2 separate regions of the Homo sapiens genome follow, and region 1 is linked to region 2. A link is a contact called in ENCODE Hi-C data. All regions are on one chromosome and are shown on one strand. Each heading gives the region's core, a stretch centred on a gene start or an enhancer-like site at or near the end of the contact. The rest is flanking DNA. Distances are from core to core; before and after follow the strand shown.

Evidence for each region. A loop is a pair of places that touch in the nucleus more often than their neighbours do. Pooled maps may share reads with other maps.
Region 1: a map of B cell shows a loop between it and region 2 (23-fold over the local background). The contact joins two enhancer-like sites. A Hi-C loop is called at or near these places in 29 of 168 maps with a recorded cell type or tissue (A673, B cell, CD4-positive, alpha-beta T cell and 23 more), 25 of 37 single-sample maps with no recorded cell type and 39 of 50 pooled maps.

Annotation. Positions count from the first base shown.
Region 1 is chr1:174,215,240-174,219,499 of GRCh38, reverse strand. It overlaps RABGAP1L (RAB GTPase activating protein 1 like), which reads right to left. Exons shown (of 26, transcript NM_001366446.1): 2 at 205-375. The coding sequence starts at 342. Among named protein-coding and RNA genes, the nearest start is that of RABGAP1L, 58 kb to the right of the region's middle. Within about 2 kb of position 1,624, at least 3 of the 41 ENCODE cell types and tissues checked have a DNase peak (open chromatin) inside an H3K27ac peak, as active enhancers do.
Region 2 is chr1:173,428,267-173,432,103 of GRCh38, reverse strand. All of the region lies in intron 1 of PRDX6-AS1 (PRDX6 antisense RNA 1), which reads left to right. The region is part of intron 2 of LOC100506023 (a long non-coding RNA gene); the gene reads left to right. It also overlaps a transcript of TNFSF4 not described here. Among named protein-coding and RNA genes, the nearest start is that of PRDX6-AS1, 31 kb to the left of the region's middle. RefSeq lists an enhancer at 540-834. Within about 2 kb of position 2,028, at least 34 of the 41 ENCODE cell types and tissues checked have a DNase peak (open chromatin) inside an H3K27ac peak, as active enhancers do.

The sequences.
Region 1 (4,260 bases), core at 375-2,874, 790 kb before region 2:
TAAAATTCCAAATCAAAAGGTAAACAACCAAAAGCAAGAACTTTTTAAAATACACAAACCAAATAATTAGGGTCTGGATAAATCAAACATTGATTTTATTTTGAAAGTCAGCACTTGAGAAAAACCTTTGCATTTTACACATCTCCTAAGTTTCAAATAGTTTTTAATTAAAAATTATACCATATGTAGAAAAGAAAAAAATACCTTCAGTTGAGGTTTTTCTTCATGTTTTGTAGAATTATCATCTGCATACTGAGGAACCAAAACAAATTCTTCACTGTTCATTGTAGCCACAGAATCAGATGATCCACTAACCTTCTGTAATGAAGCTCTGACCTCCATTTCAGTTCTGCAAACTTCTCTTCCCACAACCACCTGGAAAAACAAAAGGGATTAAAAAAAAAAACCTACTGATTAAAAACATGAACTAATTAAAAACATGAACTAATAAAGCTTTAAAAATGGTTTATGTGAAGAAGAATCCTGCTGGCTAGATAATTATCTCAAAGTTAGGGAGGCTACCTTCTTGGACTGAGCCACTTAATGGAAATGTACTCTCTCTTCATCCTAAGTTTCCAGACTAATAGAGCCATATTGTTACCTAAAAATTTACACAAACCAGTCCATATCTCAACCAGATTTATCACTGTTTACCTGACACACTCACTCTCATTTCTCTTAGAAATACTGTTTTCTTTTTAATAGAGGAAATAATTAAATGATACTAGAAATACCTACAAATGCACACACAGACACAAAACCATATTCACTGACACTGCTATATTAATTAAATCTAAATGCTTCAAAAAAAAACTTATCTCCTCAAGACCGAATATTGTACCTGCAAATATTTTTTCTGAGTAACTAAAGTTGACTAATACAGAATTCAACATCCTAAGACATATAGCTTCTCTTTCCTGACACATTATCACTTATTAACACCAAAAAGAAAAAGAAAAAAGCTTCTATATTGCCTTCACGTAGCAAATAATGTTTCAGTAATCAAACACAGTGTAATTCTGTTTTCTGGATAGATCTCTACAGCATAGAAACAACACTCACTATCATATCCAGAAGTTCATGTACTCACACAACTAAGTTTAACTGCAGACATACACTATATAACAGACACAACTCAGCCCTGAGGTTACCTAAGTGAATAAGGAAAACAAGTAGCCTGCACTTCTGGGGCTTACATACTAGTAAGAAAACAAATAAAAAGGGAGCAAATGGTGATTCCAAGTCACTCTAAAGGCTATGCAAACAATAAACACGTTAATGTGACAAACAGTAGCTATGGGAAGTATACGGACAAATTAAGGTGGTAGGAAAAAGCTCTCTGAGAGGAAAATATCTGAGCCTAAACCTGAAAGACAAAAAAGAACCCTACTATTACACAATCTGCTCAGTGACCAAATGAGTAATGTGATAGAGGGGCAGGACAAGCAGGCTAGGGCTAAAGAACACGGGACCTTGTAAGCCATAGTAAGTCTACTGATCCATGCCTAAAATCCCCCCAGAAATGTTATTTTTCTTTCTAATTAGGTTACCTTTTCATTATAGCCTATAAGTATAGCTGCAATATTCCATTTTGCCATTAGGTGACACTAACACCATTACTCTTGGCAATAAAAAGAATGAGTCTAGCTTCAAGTTACATGTGTATCTTTTAAAAAGTAATTACTTTCCAACTTTATAAAAAATCAAAAATTTCAAGAATATCAAAATAAAGAATAACCATACTCCTGGACCAGTGTAATTAGCTAGCCATCATTTATTTCTGTTATGCATGTTAACACCCTTCCTTTTTAAAACCCAAGCGACATTCATCTGTCCTCTGAAGGTTTTTTTCTCACTTTGTATATTTTGTTTCTAAAAATGCAGAATGTGTTACAAGCCAGGTCTTTACTCTTCCAGACTGCACGATGAATCCTTAACTGCCAACACACCACATATTCCAGATGTCTTTCTGTGGTCAATCCTTCAAGTCCTTCTCAGGTTGCTGCTCCTCTACCTGATTTCTAAATGTTAGAAATTCCCTGAGTTCAGATCCTGACCTTTTCCCTTGTCACACACTCTAAGTAATGTCTGTCATTGTCATGGACGAAAATACCATCTGCAGGCTAACAGTCTTCCAAATTTCTATCCCAACTCAAATACCTTCTCTAAATTCCTGCCCTGAAATTCACCTCTCTACTTGATATTTCCATGTGGAAGTCTTATCGTATCTTAAATGAAACATGACCAAAATGGAATTCCTAATGTCTCCTCCAAACTTGTTTCCAGTCCCGATTTGCCATTTCAGTAAATAACACCACTATCTTCTACAAAGTTACTTGAACACGAAACCTGGATATCATCCTTGATTCACCTCCACTTCTTTACTCCTCACATCAGCAAGTCATGTCAGACCCACTTCCAAAATAAGACTCACATCTATCCATTTTTCTGTCTACTACTACTACCACTCTAGTCCAAACAATGCTCTTATCTACTGTAAAAGCCTCCTAACCCATCTTCTATTTCCAGTCTTCTTCCCTCAATCTACGTCATTGTTCACAAAGCTGCCAATTTATTTAATTTTTTTTCGGAAAATAAATTAGATTACATGAAAACTCCAGACCAAAACCTTTTCACTAAAATTTAAATAAAATTCAAACTGCTTCCCAAGACTTACAAGGCCCAATACACCCTTGCCCCCATCACTTTCTCATTATAATTCCTTAATCACACAAGTTCCAAAACAAGCAAAAACCAAGAAAAATCATTGCCAGCATATCTGGCTTGAAAGAAAGATTAAAAGTAGTTCTTCAGACAGAAAGAAAATTATATAGGTCAAAAATGTGGATCTATGTGATAAAAGGAAGAATAAATGTATTGGATGATTATACCACATGGACAAAAAAAAAAAACATGACAGCAATGGCAAAAAAAAAAAGGGGAGGGGGAGAGAGGGAGGAATTGGAAATATCCTGTTACAAGGTAATGGCACTACTTGTACATGGGTTACATGCAGTATAAAATTATTTAAAAAATTACTTTTTTACTCCTTTATTTTTAATTTTTGTGGGTACATGTGTATATATTAATGTGTTATGTGAGATACTTTTACATAGGCATGAAATGCATAATAATCACATCAGGGCAAATGGAGTATCCATCACCTCAAGCATTTATCCTTTGTGTTAGAAGCAATTCAATTATTCTCTTAGTTATTTTTAAATGTCCAATTAAATTGACTACATTCACCCTGCTGTGCTAGCAGATACTAGGTTTTATTCATTCTTTCTAATTATTTTTTCATACCTATTAACCATCCCCATGTCCCTTACCCATCCCACCTTCCCACTACCCTTTTCAGCTTCTGGTAATCATTGTTCTAATTCTCTATCTACATGAGTTCAATTATTCCAATTTTTAGCAATCAGAAATAAGTGAGAATGTGTGAACTTTGTCTTTCTGTGCCTGTTCACTTAACCTAATGACATCTGCTTTCATCCATGTTGCTGCAAAATGACAGGATCTCCTTCTTCTTTATGGCTGAATAGTACTCCACTGTATATGTATACATTTTCTTTATCTGTTGATGGACACTTAACGTTGCTTCCAAATCTTGGCTGCTGTGAGTAGTGCTGCAATAAACAAGGGAGTGCAGATATCTCTTCTTCGGAGTATATACCTAGCAGTGGGATTGGTGAATCATGTGAAACCTCAATTTTTAGATTTCTAAGGAACATATAAACTGTTCTTCATAGTGCTTGTACTAATGCATACTCCCACCAACAGTGTACCAGGGTTACCTTTTCTCCACATCCTCACTAGCATTTGTTAATGCTTGACTTTTGAATAAAAGCCAATTTACCTGGGGTGAGATAATATCTCATTGTAGTTTTGATTTGCATTTCTCTGATGATCAGTGTTGCTAAGCACCTTTTCATATGCCTTTTTGCCATTTGTATATCTTCTTTTGAGAAATGTCTATTCAAATCTATTGTCCATTTTTAAATTAGATTTTATTTTATTATTATTATTTTTTTTTTTTGAGATGGAGTTTCGCTCTTGTCGCCCAGGCTGGAATATAATGGCGCAACATTGGCTCACTGCAACCTCCACCTCCCTGGTTCAAGCAATTCTCCTGCCTCAGCCTCCCAAGTAGCTGGGATTACAGGTGTGCACCACCACACCCAGCTAATTTTTGTATTATTGGTAGAGACAGGGTTTCACTATGTTGGCCAGGCTGGGCTCGAACTCCTGACCCCA
Region 2 (3,837 bases), core at 779-3,278:
CAAATGCTAATTGTGGAGGACCTCTTCTGCTTCTACCCTCTTAGGTCTTAGCCATTAGGTATTAGTTGTCAATCCTTAAGGCCTCCTTCACCCAGTTCTTTTAGGTCCTCTCAGGGCATTGCTACACTCTGCTGATTTCACTTTGCTACTATTATCAAGTGTGTATTCTAGCCAAGGGGGCTACATACTGAGCTTCAGCACCAGCCTGTGTTCATGATACATCATTGGTCACAAGTGAGGCTGGAGGAGAACTCATCTGCTGAGGAAGTAAGCACATGACCTGTCACCAAGGAGTCACCATTTGGCCAAGATCGAAATCCAACACTAAACTTCATTACACATCACCATCAGGTTGCAGTCCTGAACATGCATTGTATTCCATGCCTTGCGAGACCCTGAAATGTTGTCAGTGAAGGACAGCAGGCAAGGTAGTGCATGTGAAAACAATTGTTGACCATGAAATATTTTATTCAGAAATGAGTAAAAAAGAATCTTTGTAGCAGCCAGCCTTTCCCCTGGGGGAGAAAGCTCAGCAGTTGGTTTGGTCAGTTGGTTCACTGAAGGCAGATGAATTGGCACTTTGCAGTTGAGAGCCAATGCAGGCTCACGGAGGTGGCTTCTTTCTGCAGGCTGATTTTGGGCCCCCAGCAGGGCCCAAGGCCCAACAATCAGCGCATGGCTCTTAATTCTGTGCAACTAACAAATCCCGTCCCAGTGTGCTGAGAGCGCCCTCTAGTGCCCAGAAACTTCCTCAAGAATGGAGTGTAAAGACCTTTAAGGACCTTCATCAGGAAGGAACCACCATACTTTTGAATTTCAAGCCTAACCTGAAGATTATTATTTAAGGAAACCGACAAATTTTCTCAAAGAAATTATTGTATTGGAAAATATTTAGAATGCAAACACATTCTCCAAAGAAAACCAAAGACAACTACAGTGATTCATTTACTTTAGGTCTACAACAACAAAATATTAATTTAACAATACAAATAACATGCCCTTTAGCTCTTTGAAGGATGGCAATGAGGAAAACTGGAAAATAATGATCTAGCAATTACTGGCTGAACCACATTCTAAGAAATGTTAAGATAACAGGTGAACATTCAAAATTCAAATTTACCACTTTGGAGGCTGCTTATTTGCATGACAAATGGATTCTTTGTTTTACAGAAAGGCTTTCTCACAGGCCTGGGTTTTATTACCAATTAGCCTTAACCCCAGCAGAGCTTTAATTAGAATGCAAAGGGTTTGTGGGATCTGTGGGCACTGGAGGAAGAGTGTCTTATGTTGAGATTTTTATAGGATTAAGTACACAGCCTCTGAGTTACATCTGCTATATATAGCACAAATTATATAAACGTTGGTATTGCCTGTCACCTAATACAATTATTTGTGCAGACAGAGTATGACATTAATTCCTGCAGTGAACAACTCTATAGACCCTTCACCCTAATGTGTCCATTTAAATGGAGCCCTATTTGCTATGCACACACTTTTTCAAAGAATCTGTTAGAGAATGTGAATACCAAGTTATAAGCAACAAAAAAGAAAGCAACAAAATATAATGAAATCCCCATTACATCCCTTTGCCCTATAATACTTTCCCTTGACTTTGCTATAAGCATTCCTCTGGCATTCCCACTCCTGACCCACAAGATTATTAAATGTTTATTGTCTCAACTAACTATGCCAACAGGTTCGTAATATCGATACAGAGAAAGTGGAAGACTCTGTGAAAGTTATTTACATTAAACATGCAAGTGTAAAAAAGGATTGTTGAGCAACAGGAGTGAGCTAAGAAGGCAGTTGTGAATTCTGTGCATTCAAGATGAAACAATGTTATTTGTGTGTGTTAGCTGCCTGGCTGAGTAAATAAAGAAGATTCAAATTTGGCGCAGCTGTTCTTTCTCAGTGCTGCCTGGATATTAGATTCCCTGCAACCGTCTGTGTGCTTAGACCCCGCGTTCCATTGCGTAGGCTGCTGGCAGGCCTTTTTTTAGCGGAATGCAGCTGGGAGCAGGAAGGGTGGAGCCTGCTGGGGTTTGACTCAGCAGCTGTGGGCGAGGCCCTACACACTCTGTCTTGAGGACTGTGATAAAGGTTAAAAATAAAGGATAGCACTTGAGTGGGCTTCATAAGGAGTAGCAATCTAATTATAGGGCTTATTTTTACAAAGCAGCAGCTGACAGCGTCAGCCCAGCACGTCCTAAAAGTTCTTAGTAAGGCAGGAAGCTGCTACATTTGCTATGACCAATGTCACTTTAAGGGGTCTTGGCAATTACATTCTCACTCAACTTTTCCTTCTGCAACAAGGATATATGAGGGGGATTAGAGGATATTGCAAAAGCTCACCTTTTATTCAGACCCAATTAAAAACTAAACCCACTAAATCAACTTCCTCTCTCCCTTCTCAAACATTTATAAAGCGCCACCACGCGGCAGGCACAGTGCTGGGTGCTGCCATTCACACCCCACATGGTCTTTTCCCACAGCTGGTGGAGGTTGTGGCGTAGCCTGTGCTCAGTCTTGGATCTGTCTCTTGAGGACCAGTTTCTCTTTGGGCTCTTGTTTCCAAGAGCCATGGAGAATGAGCAGAGCAGCATCTAACAAAGGACGGGGTCCCCTCTCAGCTTCTCTGTCTTCACAAGTGAATGTCACACATTTTAAACTAGAACTCTTTCTACTTATTTAGCACCTAACAGATGCTACAAGAATTCTGGTTACTTTTTCTTTTCTGTTTGGGTCGGGAGCACATGTCTAAGTGTGACAAATGTGAGCAGATTATTTGGAGAGGTGAGGAAATACAAGAAAGAGGGGGGCCAGTCTTTTCTCTCTTTTGGAAAAATAATCATTTTTCGTAGAAACCAGATACTTTCATAATACTCTTTTTTTTTAAAGAAATGTTTTAACATGAAAAAAATTTCAAAGATACATACAAGTAGAGATAATAGTGTAATAAGTCCCCATGTACTTTTTGTCCAGCTTTAACAATTAGCAGCATGTGGCCTGATTTTGTTTTACACATATCCTCTCTCCTGTATTATTTTGGAGCAAATTTGATATGTTATTTCTTTCTTTCTTTCTTTTTTTTTTTCCTTAGACAGAGTCTTGCTCTGTCACCCAGGCTGGAGTGCAGTGGCACAATCTCGGCTCACTGCAACCTCCGCCTCCCAGATTCAATAAATTCTCCTGCCTCAGACTCCCGAATAGCTGGGATTACAGGCACCTGCCACCATGCCTGGCCACAAGTTTTGTATTTTTAGTAGATACGGGGTTTCACCATGTTGGCCAGGCTGGTCTCGAATTCCTGACCTCAGGTGATCCTCCTGCCTTGGCCTCCCAAATTGCTGGAATTACAGGCATGAGCCACTGCTCCCAGCCAATATGTTATTTCATCTGCAAATATTTCAATATGTAGTTCTATAGATAATAATTCCTTTTTAAAAAGTAACCACAAAACAATAAATTCAACTAACATTAGCAATAATTCATTAATATCATAAACTAGTCAGTATTTAAATTTATAATTATCTCATAAATGCATATGCACAATTTTTACAGCTTGTTTGAATTAAGATAAAAATCAGCTGCACATATTATAGTTGGTTCCTTTTTCTCTTAAATCTTTTATTCCATAGATTCCCCTTCCATGTCCCTCTCTGTTTTGTTATCCTGGCAATCAGTTGAAAAACTGAGTACTTTGTCCTGTAGATTTTTATGGATTGGATGCCTGTGGTCCTCTGTAACAGTATCCTCCATTTTCTGTTTCTTGTAAATTAGTACAGTCATGCCCCTCATAACAAAATATTCTGTCAACGATGAACCATTATGGATGGT